Linked DNA regions of Homo sapiens: region 2 is linked to region 1. A link is an interaction called in ENCODE POLR2A ChIA-PET data of the cell type or tissue named here. Cell type or tissue: MCF 10A. All regions are shown on one strand. Links, peaks and the distances in the headings refer to the core of each region. The heading gives the core; the rest is flanking DNA.

Region 1 (12,385 bases), core at 1-8,000:
GAGGGAGAGGATTAAAAAAAAAATACCTGGTCGGGTGCAGTGGTTCACACCTGTAATCCCAGCACTTTTCGGAGGCCGAGGCGGGCGGATCACCTGAGGTCAGGAGTTTGAGACCAGCCTGGCCAATATGATGAAACCCCATCTCTACTAAAAATACCAAAAATTAGGCGGGCATGGTGGCACGCGCCTGTAATCCCAGCTCCTCAGGAGGCTGAGACAGGAGAATTGTTTGAACCTGGGAGGCGGAGGTTGCAGTGAGCCGAGATCACGCCATTGCACTCTAGCCTGGGCAGCAAGAGCGAAACTCCGTCTCAAAAACCAAAACAAAACGAAACAAAACAAAAAACATATCGCATACTATACTTATTACCTGAGTGACTAAATAATCTGTACACCAAACTCGAGATGAGCAGTTTACCTGTATAACAAACCTGCATATGTACTCCTAAACCTAAAATAAAAGTTAAAAAAACCCACAACAACAAAAAAGGAATAGCCAAAAGGTGTCCAAATGTCCATCGATGAACGAATGGATAAACCAAATGTCGCATATCTATACATTGCAATTATTCAGCCATAAAAAGGAATGAGGTGCTGACACATGCTGCAACATGAATGAACTTTGAAAATACTAGGCAAAGTGAAACAAAAGGCCCCATATTATAAGGTTCCACTTATGTGAAATGTCCAGAATAGGCAAATCCATAAAACAGAAAGCAGATGGGGTGAGGGAAGTTGTGGGGAGACTGCTTAACGGTACAGAGTTTCGTTTTGGGATGACGAAAATGTTTTTGGAAATAGATAGTGATGATGGTTGGAGAACATTGTGACTGTACTAAATGCCACTGAATTCTACACTGTAAAGTGGTCACATGATTAATTTTATGTTATGTGAATTTTGCCACAATAAAAAAATGAATTGGGGAAAAAAATCTATATTATATATTTGTAATATATATAATATAAATATATATTTTTTATTTTATTTTATTTTTAAATTATTATTATTTTTTTCCAAGACAGAGTCTTGCTCTGTCATCTAGAGCTAGCATGCAGTGGCGTGATCTCGGCTCACTGCAACCTCTGCCTCCCGGGTTTAAGCAATTCTCCTGCCTCAGCCTCTGGAGTAGCTGGGAACACAGGAGCTGCCACCATGCCCTGCTAGTTTTTGTATTTTTAGTCCGCCTCCCAGGTTCAAGCAATTCTGCCTCAGCCTCCCGAGTAGCTGGGATTACAGGCGCCGCCACCATGGCAGGCTAATTTTTGTTTTTTAGTAGAAACAGGGTTTGACCATGTTGGCCAGGCTGGTCTCAAACTCCTGACCTGGTGATCCGCCCACCTTGGCTTCCCAAAGTGCTGGGATTACAGGCGTGAACCACCGTGCCCAGCCAGAAAAATATTTTCTTTAAAAAGTCATTGGCATCATTTAAGGTTGAAGTGCTCACAGTGTGCAACATTCAAAGAATGCAAATGCCATTGTGTTTATTTCAAAATAATACTAACAATTGAAATTCTTTGCAACAGAAGGAAATCTAGCCATTGCTTCAGGTTATACATTGCAATCGTATTAATGATATTTTCATTTTCAGATACATTGTTTTATAACTGAAAAAAATCCAAACTTTTTAAGGGAGTATAAAGTCTACTAGTTAGAATTGAATCTGCTGGATGCTCTATTTCCAACAGACCCAGACGTTAACTCACTGGAAGCGTCTGTATTGTTGCCAGCCAGTTAATCCATATGCAAATAGATTCAGATGCCCTGTGGAGCTGTGATAAAATAATTGCAGCTGTTGATTAGTTGCAATGTTCGTTTCTTTCTGGAAACTCAGTTCAGTGTCCGTCTTGCAAGATAAATAATTAAAGGTGTGATTAAAAACGAAATACATTTCCAAATAGCTTTTCTCCTCTTGTCACCTTAGAAAGAAACAAGCTCTTTCCAACAATACTGCCAGTCTTGAAATCTATTTCTAACTCTTCTGGAAAGATAGGCTTCTTATAGTTACAGTTTATTTTCAATGAAAAAAAAAGGTCTTACTTAGCTTATTTGCCAATCTTTGTGCCAAATAACTTTGGGCTGTTTACAAAAATCAGAATCATCCACAAAGGACAAAAAATGTGTCACCCTCAGACATGTTCAGAAGAATGTGCCAAAGGCTCTAGGAACAGTTCCAAAAGAGGTGTCAAAAATTTTTTTTGATGGGAAATATAATTTAAATAAGTGTTTCCCCTGCCAAGGTGACTACTTACTACTCAGGATGAGACAACGCCCATTTAGATGTTTATTTAAAAATCTGTCACATTACTTGATGGTTAAACCTTGTGTTAATCCAGCCTTCTTATTACGAAACTCTCTTTTGTCTCACCATCAGTACAAAATAGGTGGATTCTAACCCTTCCTTACAGATAAAACAGGCGTAGACTTTTCTTACCTTCCATAGGGAAAGGAAGGGAATTCCCAAGCCCTCCCAAAATACAAATCCCTTGCATTTGTGTCATGTTTTAAATGCCTCAAAGCACTTTGACCTACTTTATCTCATTCTCTGCTCACAGTAGCCCGACTAGGAACACCCAACATTAACCTCGCTCCCATTTAGCAAATGACTCTCTGAAAGCCTCATTCACTGTGGCCAGTTGCAGAGCTGGAACTGGAAGCTGCTTAGTCCAGTGCTTTTTTTTTTTTTTTTTTGGTAGGAGATAAGATCTCGCTCTGTTGCCCAGGCTGCAGTGCACTGGCGCTATCATAGCTCACTGCAGCCTCGATTCTCCCACCTCAGCCTCCTGAGTAGCTAGGACTACAGGTGTGCCCTACCAGGCCTGGCAAATTTTTTAATTTTTAGTATGTTGCCCTGGTTGATTTTGAACTCCTGGGCTCACGTGATCCTCCTGCCTTGGCCTCCCACAGTGCTGGGATTATAGACATGAATGACTGCACCCTGCCCCAGTGTTCTTGACTTTTTCTGTTGTTGTTGTTGTTTAAGAGACAGGCTCTCACTATGTTGTTCAGGCTGGTCTTGAACTCCTGGCCACAAGCTATCCTCCCACCACAGCCTCCCAAAGTGCTGAGATTACAGGCATGAGCCACTATGCCTGGCCCCCCTTGCTCTTTTTGATGTACAAAAATTGCCGTAGTGCCCAGAATGCCCAAGTGTATGAATTTCAAACCTGAGACAAGTAGCTAACTGGACTTAACCTCCAGGCACCATAGAGTTCAGTACTTTATTATTTTTCCAGCCCCTTTCAGGCTGACTGCCATCTTGAAGTTCCCCAGCTCAGACAGATCCTGGTAAGATGTTCTGTACTTTGAACTCAGGCTCTGGTTTGTAAAATATTCCAGGTGGCTGATGGAGAAATAAGAAAAGAGGAGCCAAGCTTGTTTGTTTGTTTATTTGTATGATGCACAAGCCCCACACATTTTTCACTTACCGTAGGAAGATTTAAAAAGAAACCCTTTTGTGTGTGTGTGTGTGTGTGTGTGTGTGTGTGTGTGTGTAATGAAATTTGATGTTGCCTTTACCAGAATAAGCCTCTCATGTGGAAAATTTTGTATGAAACTAGACATGTGGAATCAAATTGGTGGTGGTTTTGTTTGTTGTTGTTAATAACCGAAAACATGACTTTAATTATTGGTTGTATTTTTTCTCAGCCTCCAAAAAAGACCTATGGGCTGCTGTTGACCAGCTGAGACCTCAGCTCCTCCAAAGTCAGAAGCTGGTACTGTCTTAAAGGGACACTGGCACTCCTAAAATCCTTCCACCTTGCTTACTGCGTCAGATAGGTTTAAGGGCAATCTGTATGTAACACTCATCACAAGGCTTTGCCTGTAAATCTGAGATTCGGAAAAACTCAAAACATCGTGCTCACCCCTTCTCCTTTATTTTTACTTACAGCTTTTAAAGCAGAAGGATACATTTTTAGTATTTTATTGCCTGTCAATGCTCTGCGCCTTGCCAGAAACGGATAACGATAATTTTAAATTATTTATGTGTTTATTTTTATGAGACAGTTTCACTCTGTCACCCAGGCTAGAGTGCAATGGTATGATCACAGCTTACTGCAGCCTCCAACTTCTAGGCTCAAGGGGCCTACCTCAGCCTCCCAAGTAGCTGGGACTACAGACCACCACACCCGACTAATTATTTTTTGTAGAGACAGGTTCTCACTTTGTTGTCCAGGCTGGTCTTGAGCTCCTGGCCTCAAGTGAGCCTACCACCTCGGTCTCAAAAAGTGCTATGACTACAGAGGAGAGTCACTGTGCCTGGCCTAAGGATGCTTGAATGTAAATTCTGTTTCTCCAGTGAAGTTCAAGTTGGCAGTCTCAATTCATTCCTCCATGTAAAGATCTTCTGCTCACAACCCGGCAGCAGACAGCAGTTTTCTTTCCCTCGGAACACTGGATTAGCAAGCTTGGACCTGCCCCTTCCAGCAGCCACACTCCTGGCTAGCTTGCTCTGTCTACAGGTAGCATCACATGTCATGGCCTGTAGACCCGGCCTTTACCTCAGTGCAAAATGCCAGGGCATGTCCTCTGGTTGAGTTTATCATCGAGCAGTAAGGGCTCAGAGGGTGCTGAGAAATGGTCCATGCAGCCTTTGTCAGACCATAACACGTGGGCTCCCAGTGCAAATAATATCATAAGTTTTCTTTAAACTCCTGTGTCAGCTGCTACAGAAAAGAAAGGCCTGCTCACGATAGGATTCAGGGAAAGGCAGCAACTGCTGAGTCAGAATGACAGAATTAAAGGGCTTAGCAGATGAGGCACTGTAGCTGAGGTCCCTCATTTACTTTGTTTATTTAGAAACAGGGTCTTGCTCTGTCGCCAGACTGGAATGTAGTGGTGAGATCACTGCTCACTGCAGCCTTACCTGCTAGGCTCAAACAATCCTCTTTCCTCAGCCTCCCAAGTAGCTGTGACCACAGGCACATGCCACCATGCCCTGCTAATTTTTAAATTTTTTGTAGGGATCGGAGGGCGTCTCACTATGTTACCCAGGCTGGTCTCAAACTCCTGGGCTCAAGCGATCCGCCCACCTCAGTCTCCCAAAGTGCTGGGATTACAGGCATGAGCCAATGCACCTGGCCCTCATTTGCTTTAGTTATTAGCTTTCTCCTGGTTGTGGAAAGGTTATGCCAGGCCCAAAGAGGAGAAGAGGAGAAAATAAAAACAAAGGAAGGTGCTGGGTGTGTGGCAAGCAATTGTGTATTTGTGATTGTTTCCCCTTTCTTTGCTCATTAACAGAACTATAATAGGAAAAGCTCCCTTAAGATAGTGAGATACTGGGTGTGGTGGCTCACACCTGTAATTCCAGCATTTTGGGAGGCCAAGGTGGGAGGATTACTTGAACCCGGGAGTTTGAGACCAGCCTGGGCAACATGGCGAGATCCCATCTCTATATCAAATGTATACATATACGTACATATATACATACATATATATATTTTTAAAGATAGCGAGGGAATCGACTTTTCTGTGGAAACCAGTATGGATCATATCAGATTTTTTTTTTTTTTTTTTGAGATGGAGTCTTGCTCTGTCACCCAGGCTGCAGTGCAATGGTGCACTGCAACCTCTGCCTCCCAAGTTCAAGCGATTCTCCTGCCTCAGCTTCCTGAGTAGCTGAGATTATAGGTGTGCGCCACCACGCCTGGCTAATTTTTATATTTTTAGTAGAGATGGAGTTTCACCATGTTGGTCAGACTGGTCTCAAACTCCTGACCTCGTGATCTGCCCGCCTCGGTCTCCCAAAGTGCTGGGATTACAGGCTTGAGCCACTGCACCTGGCCCATATCAGATTGTTTGCTATTCATTTGGTTTTCCAGAGAAGGATGTAGTACAGTGGGGAGAACCCCAGGGAGAACTCAGTTAATAGAACAGAGCCTTGCCTTTCTTATCTGTAAACTGGGAGTTACACACACAGATTTATTGTAGGATTAAATTACAGAACCCCCAGGCTCAGTGTTTGTCCATAAATGGGAGGTTCCGTTTTAGGTTTTTTGAGGAAGGAACAACAAAACTTCTTTAAAAGCCCTTTGAAGGTTTAGCAACGTTGTCACTGTCAGAATGCTCTCTCTGTATCTTTCCAAAGCCCTTCCTTTTATGATTTAAACATGGTTGCTCTCTGTCTCATGCGCAGGCTCACTCACAGCCACAGGTGTGTCCCCAAACAGGATCTGTTTCTGGTGGAAAGGGCCTGATGCAGCAATAAGAAAAAAAAAAATGCCTATTTGGGGTTATATCCAGAATCTTAACTCTGAAGAGAGGAAGGATTTACTAATTCCCACAAGCCTAAGCAATCACTTCTTCAGCCAGAGAGCAGAGGTTAGAGTAGGGATGCTGGCACAGTACAGTAAGAGCAAGAGCTTTTATCTGAGGGGGTGGGGGGCTTGTGCAAAAGGGGGAAGAAAAAGGAGTGGGTTTTGTATTCTTTTTTGTTTTTGGAGACAGAGTCTCACTCTGTTGCCCAGCCTGGAGTGTAGTGGTACTATCTCGGCTCACTGCAACCTCTGCCTCCTGGGTTCAAGCAATTCTCCTGCCTCAGCCTCCTTAGTTGCTGGGATCACAGATGTGCGCCACCATGGCCGGCTAATTTTTTTGTATTTTTAGTAGAGATGGGGTTTCACCACGTTAGCCAGGCTGGTCTCGAACTTCTGACCTCAAATGATCTGCCCACCTCAGCCTCCTGAAGTGCTGGAATTACAGGTGTGAGCCACTGCACCCGGCCTGGGCTTTGTATTCTAATCTGGAAACTGGACATCATAATTTCAGAGGGTTTTGTAGGGGTTATATAAAAGAGCAGGCTATCCATGTTACCATGTTTTCTTCTATCAAAGTGCTTATTGTCCAGTTGATGGACTGGTATCTATGCCATCAAGGTCATGGGCAATGGGGGGTGCCTCATGGGCATGAATGTGGATGAGTCAGCCCGCACGCCCATGCTCTGTGCACTCCTTCACCCCCAGCAGCTGCCACTGGACAGCCCTCAGGCTTAGGATGGGTACATCAGTGGTGCAGTCCTCCCTCAGCACAGCCCTACACCCAGACCTTGGCCCACTTGAATGAATAGCCTTGTAGTCCCCGGTACCTAGGGTTTGGTCTGAGGGGAAGTACAGGCTCTGGTAAGTCCCTTGGCATTGCTCCATGTGTAGGGGTAGCACCAGGCGAGGACCAGAGCAGGATCCTCTAAAGCACAGGCGGGCAGGGGCCTCTGTTGCCTGGAGCTAAGAGTGGTACTGGCTGGGAAGACATAATGCAATAGCATCTAAATTGCCCCTGTTTGTCAAGGGCTGAACTAGACCTCCAAGTTCCAAGACTCTCGAAATGGATCCCAATAGGGACACTGAATGCTCGGCTGAAACACTGCATTGGATTCATGCAGTAGCCAGAGCTTGGCAGGGGACTGTCTGTGCCCTTCCCGTGGGAGCCTGCTGAGGCTCCTGTTGTCACTCTCCTTCTCAAGACTACCCGGGGCAAGAACCCAAAGGGCACTTTATAGAACAGCAGATACAAAATGCATTTTGGACTATCCCTCAGTTATTCTGTTACCCTGGATTTCTGCTAAGGGAAGAAAGTTACCCTCAAGGAATTAAACACACTTCAAGAGGAGGTGAGAGTTCTACCCTGAGGTAGGGTGTGAAGCCCTTAAGGCTTTTCCTCCTCCATGATTTATGAGCTTAGTGTAGGCATTCAGAAGAGTGGAAGGTGCAAGGTGCTCAGATTTATAAAGATTAATACCTACAGGCCGGGCATGGGCGCGGTGGTTCATGCCTGTAATCCCAGCACTTTGGGAGGCCGAGGAGGGTGGATCATCTGAGGTCAGGAGTTCAAGACCAGCTTGGTCAACATGGGTGAAACCCGTCTCTACTAAAAATACAAAAATTAGCCGGGTGTGGTGGTGCATGCTTGCAGTCCCAGCTACTCCGGAGGCTGAGGCAGGAGAATCGCTTGAACCTGGGTGGGGAGGTTGCAGAGAGCAGCCTGGGGGACAGAGCAAGGCTCCGTCTCAAAAAAAAAAAAAAAAGAAAAGAAGAAAAAGAAAAAGAAAAAATTAACACCTACTTCCTTAGATGGTTTTCTAAGGATCACAGATCCACAGAGACTGTGGGCTAATTTGTTACAACAATTAAGGAATTGGGAAAAGGGATGCTATTTAATTCCTCTTGGGACAAACACTCTTCACCCAATAGACTCACCAAGGAGAGCAAAATGAGTTCTGATGGAAAATCTAAACAAACTACATACTTAACAATTTTATGTCTTGTTTCCTGAAAGATTTGACCCTCAATGGTCCTATTCTTAATTACTTAATCATTGACATAAATGAGGGAACAAATAATAGTAGTGATCACTTTATCAATAGGCAGAAACGATGAAGTATTTCTACAATGCCTTTGCCTCCATCCCTCAACCTAGTCTTCTCTTAACATAACAGCATTTTCCCTTTCCTTTCCTTTCCTTTCCTTTCCTTTCCTTTCCTTTCCTTTCCTTTCCTTCCTCCTTCCCTCCCTCCCTTCCTCTCTCTCTCTTCTCTCTCTCTCTCTCTCCTTCCTTCCTTCCTTCCTTCCTTCCTTCTTTCTGCAGTGGCACGATCTTGGGCTCACTGCAACCTCCACCTCCCAGGTTCAAGTGATTCTTGTGCCTCAGCCTCAGGGATTACAGGCACCCACCATCACGCCTGGCTAATTTTTGTATTTTTAGTAGAGACGGGGTTTCACCATGTTGGCCAGGCTGGTCAGAATAACAGCATTTTCTTCGGATTTTTTTTTTTTTGACAAATTACTGTCTTGGTTAATTTTATGTCCATCCCAACAGTGCCAGCTGTTTTTCGAGTTTTACCAGCAGTGGTAGAAAACACACAAAGTTCTCCTTGTTTTTGGTTTCCAGTTCATCTTGCCCCCTCTCCCATCCTTTCCTTCCTCCCCCTCCCTCCCAGCCCTTCCATCCCTAGTCTCCTTTCCCAGGCTGCTCAAGATACCTTGCCTCTGAGGTTCTACAGCATCCTCGCTTCTTTCCATCACAGCACTTGTCACCCTAGATTGTAATTGTCCCCTTCCTTGCCTACCACACCAGAATATGGGTTCTTTGAAGAAAGGGACACAGCTAACTTATTCTGTATCTTCAGCACCTAGCATGGCATATAATAAAGGCCCAATAGTGTTTTTTAAAATTTTTTACTTTTTTAGAGACTGCATCTCGTTCTGTCACCCAGGCTGGAGTGCAGCAGCACGATCACAGTTCACTGCAGCCTTGAACTCCTGGGCTCAAGTGATCCTTGTGCCTCAGCCTCATCACAGCTCACTGCAGCCTCGAACTCCTGGGCTCAAGTGATCCTCCTGCCTCAGCCTCCCAAGTAGCTGGAATTACAGTTGTGCACCACCATGCCTGGCTAAGTTTTAAATTTTTTGTAGAGATGAGGTCTTGCTGTGTTGCCTAAGCTCGAGTGCAGTGGTATGATCACAGCCAGCTAATTTAATTTTTTTTTTGTTTTTTTTTTTTTGAGACGGAGTATTGCTCTGTTGCCCAGGCTGGAGTGTAGTGGCATGATCTGCAAGCTCTGCCTCCCGGGTTCATGCCATTCTCCTGCCTCAACCTCCGGAGTAGCTGGGACTACAGGCACCCGCCACCAGGCCCGGCTAATTTTTTTTGTATTTTTAGTAGAGACAGGGTTTCACCATGTTAGCCAGGATGGCCTCGATCTACTGAACTTGTGATCCACCCGCCTCAGCCTTCCAAAGTGCTGGGATTACAGGTGTGAGCCACCGTGCCTGGCTAAAAAAAATTTTTTTAGAGATGGGGTCTTGCTGTGTTGCCCAGGCTCATCTTGAACTCCTGGCCTCAAGCGATTTACCTACCTCAGCCTTCCGAAGCACTGGGATTACAGAAGTGAGCCACCACACCTGGGCAAGATGCAATAATTGAGCATAATTTAAGTGAGTATGCACCATCTCCAGGCAACCACCCTTCTTCCTGCATTTCTGAGGGTTGGGAGCTGGATTTGCTGTCCACCAGAATGATAGGGAACTATGCAATGGCTAGAAAAGAGACTTTTGGCTCATCTCTACTGGTTAGAACCAGAGTCCTGGGTCTTACTGCATACTATGCTACCTAGAAATGGGTAAATAGGCCAGGTGCGGTGGCTCACGCCTGTAATCCCAGCACTTTGGGAGGCCAAGGAGGGCAGATCACGAGATCAAGAGATCAAGACCATCCTGGCCAACATGGGGAAACCCTGTCTCTACTAAAAATACAAAAATTAGCTGGCTGTGGTGGCGCACGCCTGTAGTCCCAGCTACTCGGGAGGCTGAAGCAGGAGAATTGCTTGAACCCAGGAGGGGGAGGTTGCACATAATACCACATTGTGGGCTATTAAGTGGATCTAATTAAGGATGTATCTATGTTGGGGTGGGGATGGAAGATTGGGGCACAACAGCATACAACAGACATCAGTCTAGTAGCCTCCTCACAGATGGGCGAGTAGGACAGTCACGTTTCCCTGTGTAGGCCAGGGTAAATTAGAACTTCAGCCATCAATATCAACAACAGATACTTCATGGATTCCCACTCCCATTAGATGTGAGCTGGGGTCAGAAAGAAGTCGGCTGGCATTTTCAAATCCCAGCTCTGGCACCTCGTGCATCTATCGGTTCCTGGTCATGACCCACCTAAGTTCTTTGAGCATCAATTACCTTATCTGAAAAATGGAGCTAATTATGCCCACACGTCAGGGTTGCTGAAAGGGTTAAGTATGATAACATAAGCACCTAGCAAAGTGCCTGGCCCATAACAGGAGTCCAGAAATAGTAGCCTTTGCTGCTAGGTATTGGAGATAAAAAATGGTAACAATGAAGTCATTATATACATACAAAGATTTTAAAAACCAACACAAAGTTGCATATACTGAGTTTTAAAGAAGGTGTGCTGATCATTGCTTCAGGAATGCAGAGACCAGAGCACTGTTAACAAAAATACAATGCAAGCCACCTAGATAATTTTAAATATTCTGGTAGCCACATTAGAAAGGTTAAAAGTTCATGTAAAGTTTCTTAAAACTTAAAATTGTATAAATAAAAATGTTAAAAGAAAGTGAAATTGATTTTGATAATATTTTATCAAGTCCAATATCTCTAAGGTATTATTTCAACATGTAATCAATATAAAGATCATTTAAGAGATATGAGACTAAGTCTTCAAAATCCAGTGTGTCTGGGCCAGGCGAGGTGGCTCATGCCTGTAATTCCAGCACTTTGGGAGGCTGAGGCAGGCAGATCACCTGAGATCAGGAGTTTGAGAGCAGCCTGGCCAACATGGTGAAACCCCATCTCTACTAAAAATACAGAAATTGTTCGGGTGTCACCACACCCGTTCCTGTGGTCCCAGCTACTCAGGAGGCAGACCCAGAAGAATCATTTGAACCTGGGAAGCGGAGGTTGCAGTGAGCCAAGGTTGCACCACTGCACTCCAGCCTAGGTGATGGAGTGAGACTTCATTTCAAAAAATAAAAATAAAAATAAAAAAAACAACAACCAGTGTGTCTGGAGGAAGAATTGTTTCTGAGAAAACCAAAGAGAAAGAAAAGAAAAGAAGAAAGAAAGAAAGAAAGAAAGAATCCAGTGCATGTGTTTTATATTTGCAGCAATCTCAGTTCAGATGTGAAATTTTCGTCAGAGATACTTCATCTGTATTTAAATTTCATAAAATTTGCAGTAGAAAAAGTAGATTCACAAAACCAAGCTGCTCCAAATGTAGTCATACAATTTCTAGTCAGAGTTAAGTATCAGTCTTAAAATTAATTAAAATTAAATAAAAATTCCAATTAGTGACACTAGCCACATTTCAAGTGTTCAGTAGTTACCTGGAGCTAGCAGTTATTTCCTGGGCTAGTCCATGGGAAGTGGGCAGGAGCCTTGAATGATTGGATATGAGGAAAGGAGTAGGGAAAGGCAGATGGAATAGCCTGAGAGCCGGCATGCAGCTGGCGTGAGCCTGGGACAGTGTGGAAGCCAGTTTGATTAGGACCAACAAGCTGAGGCTGATGAGTCAGGGTAGAGTCAAATTGGGAAGGGTTTGGACTTCAGGTTATGAGGTTAGCATTTTGTTCTGTTGTTAAACAGTAACCCCTGGAATATTTCTTTTCTTTTCTTTTTTTTTTTTTTGAGATAGAGATCTATCACCCAGGCTGGAGGGCAGTGGTGCCATCTTGGCTTACTGCAACCTCTGCCTCCTGGGTTCAAGCGATTCTCCTGCCTCAGCTTCCCGAGTCGCTGGGATACAGGCGCGCACCACCACGCCTGGATAATTTTTATATTTTTAGTAGAGACAGGGTTTCCCCATGTTGGCCAGGCTGGTCTCAAACTCCTGACCTCAAGTGATCTGCCTGCCTCGGCTTCC
Region 2 (12,141 bases), core at 72-8,071, 49 kb before region 1:
AGAAGCGAACGCCTTAAAATGATGGGAGAGAGACAAATTAACTAGGTACTAAGTCAGATTTCCAAGTGAAAAAGACATGAGCAAAACTTCTGGTCTTAATTTCTCAAATAAAACTAAAATAAATGAAATGGTAACAGAGTGACTTTCTCTAAATTTATTAGGGAGTTTGTTACAAATGTTTGGGCTTTACAGGCATGATTTCACGGATTCAAACAAGAAATTAACACTGATATTTAGCCTTCTCATGACATACACAGAAATAACATTGCTACAAACTGCAATGGAGAGAATCTTGTTTCAAATGGCTTAGTTTGGGGTTTTGTCTAAATGTATCATTATATAATGAAAGCACCAATTTGAGGGTTTCTCAAATAGTGATTTGAATTTTAGGACATAACAGTGTAACATGGTAACTTTATTCTTCATATATAAATAAGGCATAATCGGATGTGTATTAATGCTGAAAATACATTTTATCAAAAGCATAAATACAAGTATTTGGGTACACATTGAAAGTTAGGACTTAACCAATTTCTTCTTACAAAAAATGATAAGGACATATGGTATTTGTTGAATCTAAATCAGCACTTCTAATCATTTCTGGTATTAAGGCGATCTTATTTCCTTCTACTTTAAACCAACCACTGCCACCAACTGAATAAGGATTTCCCTAAACAGCCTCAATTTGAGAGACTAACCAGAGGACCTTCTCTATGCAAATTACATGCCAATACACCTTAAAAGAAAATAAGACAAAAGTGAATGAGTTTTTTCATTCCATATTGCTTTCTTTGGTTGCAGAGCAATCCAGTGCCCTTTCCAGATAATAAAATTGAAATGAAGATTTCAATTTAATATTTGGCAGACAGCAACAATGCAGGTTATTAAAAATATTAAAGGGGCAGAGGCATGCTTTGAATTACTCAGATTTTCAGAAAACATTTGACAAAACCCTTTCTCTATAAAAGTTATGGTCTAAATTTATGTTGTTTTATAAGGCAACTGTATATACATTTCTTCAAGGTCAATGAAGACACTTGTGTGATATTTCCTCAGAATTAAATGAGAAGGCATTCAGATTTAAGAACAGAATGTAACACAGGATTAGGCACATTTTATTCCAAATCATAACCATAAAGATTTAGAAAATCAAATACATCAAAGAACTTTAAATCTAAATTACTTTTTTAGAGACTGGGGTAAGTTTGCATAGTGAAATTATGAGCACCTTTTCAATTCTGTTCACTAAATTTCATCTCTCTCTTCATATAGTGGTATTTCAAAAGGATTCAGTTTTCATGATACAGGTGTAAGACTCCTTTCAAACGTTTTTAAAATACAACGTATAAAAAAATGTGGACTGAAGCCTTTAGATTGAACTTAAAGTTCTACTGAATGTCAAAACAAGCCTAAGTTGAATATAAGTAATTCATTGCCTCAAAATATAGTCTAGATTTTAAAAGAATGTTGATTCTGAGACATTACATGCAGCAGGGAAGAAAACTGCAAATGCCCAAAATAACATGATATCTATTTGGTGTTTCAACACTTCTTGGTGGTAATTCAAAAGGGGGAAACTTGGTGATTTCTGCTTTGTCAGGCAATATCTATGGTTCGTATCACAGATCTTAACTATGACTTAAGTAAGATGAAGTGTCCTCTTTCTATAGGGATCTAACTTGAGCCCTCACTGGAGTCAAATGTTTTGGCCATTCAATTTGCTAAATGTATGGGTAAACTCTCCAATGAATAGTCCAAATGTTACTGTGCACATATTCCGATATTCATTAGCACTGCAATTATGCTAATTTTGTGAATTTAAACAATGTATTCTTTTTGGCAAGAAGCACTAGATGTAGAACTATTCAAACACGCATGAATGATACCATGATACCACGAACATGCACGATACCATGAACTTGCATCACGGTGCCGGGCTACGTATGTGTAGCTCATGGATTACCATGGCATGAAAATGCTAGAAGTTATATGGATACAATGATAGTGGAAGTTCAAATGTGAGAAAAGTCAGGTATGTCAAGAACAATCCCTGGTTAGTTCACTGAAAAGCCCCACTCTCGTATCAGACAGCAAGACAGAACAACAGCCACTGACTTGGAAAGGCTGGGTGATCCATAACGACCAATCTTTCAAGGACCAATAAAATACCTGAGTACACAGTCAGCTATACAGTAAAATGACAGATATCACAGTCTTAAAATTTTCAGGAAAAGTAGAAAAGCTGTCAGACTTTTCAAGCTGTCGCCAGCCTTGGACTTCTGTTTCTCTAATTGTAGCACTACATACAGCCTAGAAGATAGTATTTCAGTACTGCAAACCAGCCATTCTGATGAGTTCACTATGAATGTATCTGCGATCACAAAGCTACTTCGTGGACACATTTTAATTTGGTAAGCAGTCGGGGGAGGTCAATGTAATCATCTTTAGGTGCGAACTAAAAAAATTACTACTGATCCTTAGAAGCATCCTTAAAACATTTAAAATATACCTCAAAAAAGCTGGACTTTCAACAACAACAATTATACAAATGTATACATACTGTATCTGTTAGAGACACACCAAGAATGAACAGGAATCTCAAATAATGCCTTCTTGAATAGTCTTGACAGAAAAATACTGCCCTTAGCAAACTCCAAATAAACAAAACGATGCCACAAATGGCACAGTGTGGAGTTGATGGGACTGGACAGGACAGCAAAAGATAGATGTTTGTGATGATACAACAATGATTTCCTACAGTAAGGATTGGTCTTTACTGACCAACTGAGATAGGGCTTAAAAGTCAAATACATGACATTCTGGAACAGGTTAAGTTTATTTAGAAAGTTCTGTTACCAAGTTGCTTGCAGTTTTTAGTTGCTGCTATGGCCAGAATGTTTCACATATGGTACATTAAACTACATGATAATTAAATATGAGAAAGGCAAATTCTATTTCACTCGTTACGTTTGACCAAAACACGGTAAACAGCATTAGCTTGCCTTTTGCTCTCCCATACCACCTGTGAACTCTTCATCAGCATCAGACCAAAGATCCTTATGTAAACTTGAAAACAGGAAGAACATTACCTTCAGAAACACAGAAATCTAAAAGCAAAACAGCTGTTGTGTATACAAGCAATTAAAATATGAAGGCTAAACCTTCTATAAACCTACAGAATGCCATTTCTTAGATAGAACTTCTAACAGCCCTTACAAAATAGGAGGTCACCATAAAGTTAGGCAACAAGTGTCACTGCTATATGTAAGGCGGACAGAAGATATCTTGTTTTGGAACTGAATATTCCTAACCTCATCCCTACAAGTATTTAAGGACACCTTTGATACTTGGCACTGCAGGAGAATTCAGTTTGGAAAGTAGAATAATTTAAAGCCTGAAATATGCCTAGTCTGAGGTCAGCTGGGAGGTTTTAACTGGACTTGAATAGAAGCCATGGTGAAACAGATCAAAGCCTGCATTACAGCAAATCTTGGCGATGAGTCACTCAACAGCTTTCAGCCACAAACCAAAGGCCGCAGAAAAAGTACTAAGATTTTCAAGAAGTTAAACGTAGAATTAAGATTGTTCTAATTCTGGTTGTAAACTGCTATTTTAAAAAACAAAACAAACAGAAAACATCAAAAACACAAAAAGATATTAAAACAGCAAGTCTTTTGTACATCACTGTAGCATAAGCTGCTTGAGGTTGTCATGCAGAATAGTATCCTTCACGTCACGGAAAACAAGGCGGATGTTCTCCGTGTTGATAGCAGTGGTGAAGTGGTGGTATAAGGGCTTCTGTTGCTGGTCCCGGCGTTTGTTCCGGAAACATTCCACCAGGAATTTTTGGACGTCTCTTAAGCAGTGGGGATCCCCTTCAAATTCTAGGAAATAGTCTTTGATGCTCACAATTTGCACCTTCTCCTCAAGCAAGTCTGTCTTGTTTAAGAACAGAATTATGGAGACATTGCTGAAAACCCGGTTATTGACGATTGTTTCAAAAATGTTCAGAGACTCTGTAAGGCGATTGGTCAGTCGATCTTCCATAAGCACCTGGTCAAATTCACTTGAGGAAACAAGGAAAAGTATTGATGTCACACTGTCGAAACATTCAAACCAACGTTTCCTTTCTGATCTCTGACCACCTACATCAACCATTTTGAAAGGAACATTTTTTATTTCAAAGTCGTATTCATGGATGCCTTTGGTGGGTCTTCTGGCAAGCAGAATATCTTGTTGTGATGGAATATAATCCTGGAAAAGAAAAAACTTGTTTTATACCTATTAATCCCGAAGTAATGCGAATTTTTAATGGACTACTAACTGGACTAGTGAATAGATATGCAAACAAAATGATCTTTTAAGTGACATTTTCAGATAGATTATGCTTATTATAAAATGCCAAGACTGGTCAGACATGGTGGGTCATGCCTATAATCCCAGCACTTTGGGAGGCTGAGGCAGGAGGATCGCTTGCGAAGCCAGGAGTTTGAGAATATCCTGGGCAATATAGCAAGACCCACTTGTGCTCCCCACAACAAAAGCCAAGATACATTAAAATGTTAGCAGGACGGGTTCAAAATTTACTACAAATGGCCAGAATCTACTTGTTTTCATCCCTGCAATACTACTCAAAATTTAAGCTGAAGTCTTATCAATTGTTCTTACCCACCCTCACTGCTATATATCCACCTGCAATCTTACTCCCCACTATCAGCCACTCTTGGTTCTAGCCAGAGTGATCTTCCTGTCTGCGTATCTACCTTCTCCACACTGCTCCTTGCTCCTCTATTAAAAGCAATGGGGGCTGGGCGCGATGGCTCACGCTTGTAATTCCAGCACTTTGGGAGGCCGAGACGGGCAGATCACGAGGTCAGGAGATTGAGACCATCCTGGCTAACACAGTGAAACCCCATCTCTACTAAAAATACAAAAAAATTAGCCAGGTGTGGTGGCGGGCGCCTGTAGTCCCAGCTACTTGGGAGGCTGAGGCAGGAGAGTGGTGTGAACCCAGGAGGTGGAGCTTGCAGTGAGCTGAGATCATGCCACTGCACTCCAGCCTGGGTGACAGAGCAAGACTTTGTCTTAAAAAAAAAAAAAAAAAAAAAAAAGGCAATGGGATCTGATTCCAGTGCCAATTCACAAGGATCACTTCCCAGTTCCAAGTTCTGCCCACCTCTCTCTAACCTATTCTAAAAGTTCTTTTACTGTGCAACCCCACTCATGACTTAAAACTTCTATGTTTTCATTGCTGCTATATTACATGTGTGAAAAATCCTTTCTCTACTATAATTAATTTCTTACTTATTGACCCAAGAACTCAAACTAGTCACTTACTCTGAGTGTCAGCACCTCTGTCTGTGAAATGGAGGTGATCACACTTGGTCTATATACCTGGGAGGGAGGGTTGTTGCAAGGATCAAATGAGCTCTTCTCTGCACTCTTGGTCAGTGAACTCTAAGACCCTGAACAAACAGAAGCTGCTGGTCACACAAGTCTCTGGCTACTCTGTGATGGCACACTTCCTTATGCAATGTAACTGGTTCTTCCTTGTCAGTCTAGCATTTTTCCAAAACTACAACACAACTTTCTGGTAATACATGAACGGGACAGCTAATATTTATCATCAAGGTCAAAATATTTTAAAAATCAAGGCAGGATTTAAAACAATGCTGTTATTCACAATGCTGCACTTTATGCCTTTCTGAATAGTGTCATATGATTTTGAAATTTCATTACAAGAATACTCATTGTCTCAAAATGGTGCAATGGAATTAAGAATATATATATATACATATTTTTTTGAGATGGAGTCTTGCTCTGTTGCCCAGATTGGAGTGCAGTGGCGGAATCTCGGCTCACTGCAACCTGCGCCTCCCAGGTTCAAGCGATTCTGCTCCTCAGCCTCCCGAATAGCTGGGATTACAGGTGTGCACCACCACGGCCGGCTACTTCTTTGTATTTCTAGTAAAGACGGGGTTTCACCATTTTGGCCAGGCTGGTCTCGAACTCCTGACCTCAAGTGATCCTCCCGCCTCAGCCTCCCAATGTGCTCGGATTATAGGCGTGAGCCACTGCACCCGGCCAGAATTCAGAGTTTTTTAAAAGTAGGTGGGTTCTTAGTTACTGGCAACCAACAGCCATTCATTAAATAACTCTAGGACTCAAGTGTTAGCTTTTCCATGTTTTCTTCTAGCTTTGTTCAGATACACGCCTGCTTTATTTATAATCAGCATATGCACACAGCGTTCAGCCTACCTCTGCATTTTTGCTTAATATTTTGTGAACTGTTCCATATGCTGATACAATCATACCTCATTTTAAAAGACAAGAAAATACACCAAATGCATTAACGTGCTGTACTTTACATTAACATTCCCCTACTAGTGGTCATTAAGGTTGTTTCCAATTTTTAGCCATAATTAACAGAAATACTGCAATTAAAATTCTCATGCACATTTTTTTTTTCCTTTGGACTATTTCCTAAGATTAAAATAATCAGGGGTACGATTATGACGTTAAAGGTTACAAACATTTTAATGACTCTGGATACTTAACACCCGACTGCTTTCTAGAAGGCAATACCAATTTACAACATACACCTATGCCAGCTCCTTCAGAAACACGCCGGGCCCTGAGCTTTTAAAAAATGTAATTCCATAAAAATAAAAAGTTCTCTATTATTGTCTTTGTCTCTATTAAAGCTAATAATCTAGTTAGCAATCTAAAGGCTGCTTCACATGAAGCACAGAACTTCATGCAATCGAGTGCTAAATAGTCTGGCAGAGCAGAGTATGTTGATGAGGACACACACATACTAGCTGTGTGAAGAAGAAGAAACCTGCCTTATGAGGAGGCAAATGAAGCTGTGCTACATTTAGAGAGTAACAGATGACTCTAAGGCAATGGCTTTCAAAATTTTCCTAAGCAGCAGAAACCTTTCTCCCACTGAACTCTTCTGTGTACGCCCAATACAGAGGTCAAACAAGCGAGATGCTCTGCCTGCAGTGGGCCCCGCTGGCCACAGCGCCAGCTTAGAGCTGCTGGCTCCGAGGAATACCTACAGGAAAATGATAGACTCTCTTTTCAAGGGCGACTCCCCCTACCTCGTGGAGTCTCTTCAGCCTTTTAAATCTAGCCCTCCTACTCCGTGACTCGACACAAAGGGGGCATGAATTCGAAAATGTCATTTGTCAAAAGATTTGGAAATCAGTCAACCCACTGTGTTCTATTTCTGTTTACAAACAAAAACCTCTAAAGATACTAAAGTATAACAGATAATGCACAATATCATCTTCAAACACAAACTTCTTTCTCTAAACAGTTTTACTTCCAAGAAATAGCAGACAAAGCATTCCTCAAGAAAATGGTAGAGACCTGGACAGTTAGAGGGAGAAAAAAGAAGTGTCGTGATTAAACAATAAAAATACTTTCATTTTGAAAAAATAAAAATCATTCAATATTCTGAGCTACCAATCACTCTAAATAAAGCAGAGAAGAATCAGAACGCCACCACTAAAAAAAAAAAAAAAAAAAAAAAAAAAAAAAAAAAAAAAAAAAAAAAGAGAGAAAGAAGCAAATAGCTTAATACATAATTTTTCTAAATTTCCTAACATCGATATCCTGACTTCTGCTTTCAAATGGCACTAAACATAAACATTTGGTTTAAACACTTACTGGTTCTCCAAGTTTATCCAAGTTATCCAGGAAATATTTTACAGATTCACCCTAAAAACAAGAAGAAAACAAATAGTTATTAGGGCTTAGAAATGGAAGATCTTGTTACAACAGTTTACATCATACTGTCTGGTTGTACACTTAACCCAAACAGACTTTGTTTAGTCACCAATTTCAGACAGCTAACCTTCCTAAAAACATATAAAACGTCTGCTCTGTCACAGACTGCTAAATCTGCAAAGGCAGGCTGATTTCACAAATGCTTAATAGAATCAATATCCCAAGTGATCATCTGCTTGGACAGGATTACACGCATGCTTTTTGCTATAACTACGTATCCACAGTGAAGACATATAATTAGAAGATGAAAACTGCTTTTGAGATAAAACATAAATCTACATATAAAATTTAAGTGACAGTCTTTTTGTCTACATTTTCTAGCTTAATAGTGACGATAGTTATCTTCAGAGACAAACCAAACCAGAGATGAGGTAAGAATACTGTACAAAATCCCCCAACCACAGGCATGGACAGGCGTGCCTTGCTCAGGAAGGCCCTGGATAGTGCTGCCAGCTTCACATCTCCAACAGGTCTTTTCCCGAGTGGCCTATCCTTTCTGAGCCCAGTTTTCTCGACGAAACTTCCAAGCAATTTCAAACATCTAAACTGTACGAGAATACATTCCTAACATGAAAACGCTTGACCAGAGCACACAGAGAAGAGGGGAACTATTTTGGGAAAGAAGGGGTCTGTGTCCGAGTCTCCTAGTCCTCACCCCCTGCGTTTCACTTTCCCGCGGGATTCTACAGCTGCAGCATTGTCCCTGCCTGAAGCTACTTCCAAGTGTTCCTGAAGCAGCACCTCATTTAGTATGCCTGGGCATCATGTGAAGATCTCCTCACACTGCAGGCTCCGGTTTAGTAGGTCTGGGTGGGACCCCAGTTTCTGCAATTCAAGGAGTGCCTGGGACCACACTTTGAGTCACAAAGCTTGAAAGTAGCAGTTCTATAATTTTTTGGTCTCAAGATCACACAATATGATCCAGCAATGGCACTGCTAGGTATATACCCAAAAGAAAGGAAATGAGTATATGGAGGAGAGAGATATCTGCACCCCCACGTTTACTGCTGCACTCTTCACAAAAGCCAAGATTTGGAAGCAGCCTAAGTGTCCATCAACAGATGAATGGGTAAAGAAAATGTGATACACATACAGAATGGTGTCCTATTTAGCTATAAAAAAGAATGAGATTCAGTCATTTGCAACAACATATATGGAAGTGTAGGTCACTATGTTAAGTGAAGTAAGACAGACACAAAAAGACAAACATTGCATGCTATCACTTATTGGTAGGAGCTAAAAATCAAAGCAATTGAACCCATGGAGATAGAAAGAAGGATGGTTACCAAAGGCTGGGAAGGGCAGCAAGGGTTGGGGTGGCAGGAGGTGGGGACGGCTAATAGGTACAAAAGATAGTTAAAGTGAATGAATATGGACCAGTATTTGATAGCACAACAGGGTGACTATAGTCACTAATAATTTAAGTGTACATTTAGAAATAACCAAAAGAGTATAATTGGATTGTTTGTAACATAAAGGATAAATGCCTGAAGGGAGAGATACCCTATCTTCCATGAGTGATTATTACGCATTGCATGCCTCTATCAAAACAGCTCATGTACGCCAGAAATATATGAATCTATTATGTGCCCACAAAAATTAAAAACAGAAAAATTAAAAAAATAAAAACGGAAGACATGGAAACAAATGATGATGTCTCTGGACTCAATAAGCTCAACAGCTTCTGATCACTTCTTTTTGTGTTTAGTGTCCTCATTCAAATTTTATACAAAGCTCAGTACGAGGCAACTGGTATCCTCTCCTCCTACCTTCCTAAAGTGTCTGGCAGATAAAATATGAATTACTGGGAGGAAGTTACCCTTCAATATTTTTTTCTTAACAATTTCAGAAGTGATCAAAGTCTTCTTGTTTTCTAATATTAATGTTAAGGAACAGATGTGAATTTCAGTCCTTTCTCTAACAAGGAGTGATCTGGCCAAGTCTCTAAACTCCTCCAGGTCTCCATTTCCCCCAGAGTTACATGAAGAAGTTCAGTGGTTCAATGGATAACCAACCGCTTAAGTTCTGCCCTGTGCAACAATTTCAGTTAGTTCCACTGATTTCAAGTTAAGTTCTCCTTTCCTCATAGGCCATGTGTTTGTTAATCCTAAATCTGCTTTTGTTGTGACTCATTCAAGCGGTGTTGCTTCCACGTTCTTTGCTAATAAATAAAGGATTTAATGTATTGTGCAAGAATATTATGGGTTTAAGACTCACTTTTTGCTGGTTGTAACTTGAGGCTCTCATATTTTTCCCAGTTCATTTTATGTTACTGAAGGGAATTTTTTTTTTTTTTGAGACAGGGTCTCAATCTGTTGCCCAGGCTGGGGTGCAATGGCGCGATCTTGGCTCAATACAACCTCCACCTCCCGGGTTCAAGCCATTCTCCTGCCTCAGCCTCTGGGGTAGCTGGGATTACAGGTGTGTGCCTCCGCGCCTGGCTAATTTTTGTATTTTTAGTAGAGACAGGGTTTCCCCATGTTGGCCAGGCTGGTCTTGAACTCCTGACCTCAGGTGATCCACCCGTCTCGGCCTCCCAAAGTGCTGGGATTATAGGTGTGAGCCACCATGACCGGCCTGGAAATTTTAAAAATAAAATTTCAAAGAAATTTCATTTCACAGTTAACACTTTAAAAACTTAAGATTATTTTATTCGGCCCTTAGCTCTTTTTTCTCTGTTCAGAACACTACAGGTAAGTTTCTAGGTTACTGTAGTAAGGCTGAAGAGTAAAAGTAGCATGGCACTCTGAAAAGTGTTCCAATATTTCTTTAGCCTTGTGGATATTTCAGTTCCATTTAAATGGCATAGCAGCCAGTGTACCTGGGTTCCAGCCCCAAGATAGACTTTATTACTGACAAAGTCAACAAACAATATTAGGTGAGCTTCAGTGACCCTTTGAGTATTAGAAGTCTATGAGGTTCCACGAACCATATTTCTTACGAGTTTTACAAAATGGTGTCTAAGCTGGGAATGGCTTCAATGTTGCCCCCACTTCACAACAATAATTTGTTATAAACATCCTTTGCTTGTAAAGACAAAATGGGTCTGGAGTCCTAAGCTTGAAGGTAACAGAAAAGCTAAGAACAAAAGTTAGAAAATAATTTCTATTAAATTCATAGTCATACAGAGAGAGGCTTAGCAGCTTATCGACCCAGTTACTGAACAAGTGACATTTGTATTCAATGCTCTCTTCTGCACAGCTAAAATATTAAAAGGAAAGGATTTAGAATGCACTTCTTTAAAAGGATATGGAATTTAAGCTGGATAGCCAAAGAACACACAAGAAGAACTGATCTGCTGTTTTAGAACATACTCAAAAACACCAGTGGCTTTATGTCAATAAGAAAAGGGCAACTCTGCTTATAGAAAATAGGTAAAGAGTAGAGTTTTTTAATTCAAAGTCTGATTCATGCCTTAAGAATATAACATAAGGTTTATAGAGATGGGTATCAAATATAGATTTTCTAATAAAAAGCAAGGTAAACATATTCTAGAAAGCAATTTGGCAATATGTATTAAGATCTTTCAAATGATCCTCAACACAGTACCACTGAAAAAGTATATACAACTACAACAGTGCTAGTGAATTACTATTATGGCAGAAGGAAGAGCTGGTTGAGAGCAAATGGATTGCTCCTTATATTTAACTAGATTCTGGACCAGGGGTCTGTCCACAAACTATATAGCCTGAAGGCCAAATCCAACCCAATGCCTGTTTTTGTACGGCTCATTTTTAAATGGTTGGGGAAAAAACTTAAAAGACTATTTCATGATATGTAAAAATGATATGAAATTCGAACTTCAACATCCATAAATAAAAATGCACTGGAACACAGCCACGCTCACCTGTTGGTGTATCGTCTATGGGAACTTCCAGGCTACAACAGCAGAGGTGAGGAGTGGAGACTGAGGCAGTGTGTTGCACTCTCATGACTCTGCACCACTGCTTGGTGCACCACAAACTGCAGTGACACAGTTATAACTTGAAAATATTCCAAGTGTCACCAGTATTGCCACACCATGACATTAAAAAAAAAAAAAAGGGAGTAAATACACATCCATCCAAATAAAAAGAAGGCCCTGAATACCACACTTTTAAGGCACAGTAGGATGTAAATAATTTTGCTATCAAATTCCATGGTAAAGCATTATTTATTATGCAATGACACTATAGCTATGCTAGAAGAATACAATGTATGCCAACATTTACAGACTAAGCTTTCTTCAATCCTCCCAACCCACAGAAAAGCAACGGTCATAAAACAAAAACAAAACACATGCAAAATTTTAAAATGGAATAGCTTATCACTGCAGAATTTCTTCACCAAAACAAAAAATGAAAT

The links. ChIA-PET counts read pairs that join two places held together with the same protein. Peaks named below come from ENCODE experiments on the same cell type or tissue, not always from the same donor. Only the 100,000 strongest peaks of a DNase experiment are listed, where the experiment ranks them.
Region 2: POLR2A ChIA-PET joins it to region 1 with 8 read pairs; 21 of 35 experiments call an interaction of 5 or more read pairs at or near these places.

The regions. Positions count from the first base shown.
Region 1 is chr17:65,060,086-65,072,470 of GRCh38, forward strand. No RefSeq gene overlaps it. Among named protein-coding and RNA genes, the nearest start is that of GNA13, 9.5 kb to the left of the region's middle. RefSeq lists an enhancer at 3,680-4,646. In MCF 10A, for the core only: no CTCF peak of the experiment used is centred there; DNase peaks (open chromatin) are centred at 2,296 and 4,476.
Region 2 is chr17:65,010,576-65,022,716 of GRCh38, forward strand. It overlaps GNA13 (G protein subunit alpha 13), which reads right to left. Exons shown (of 4, transcript NM_006572.6): 3 at 7,678-7,728; 4 at 1-4,254. The coding sequence ends at 3,682. Among named protein-coding and RNA genes, the nearest start is that of GNA13, 40 kb to the right of the region's middle. In MCF 10A, for the core only: no CTCF peak of the experiment used is centred there; a DNase peak (open chromatin) is centred at 3,476.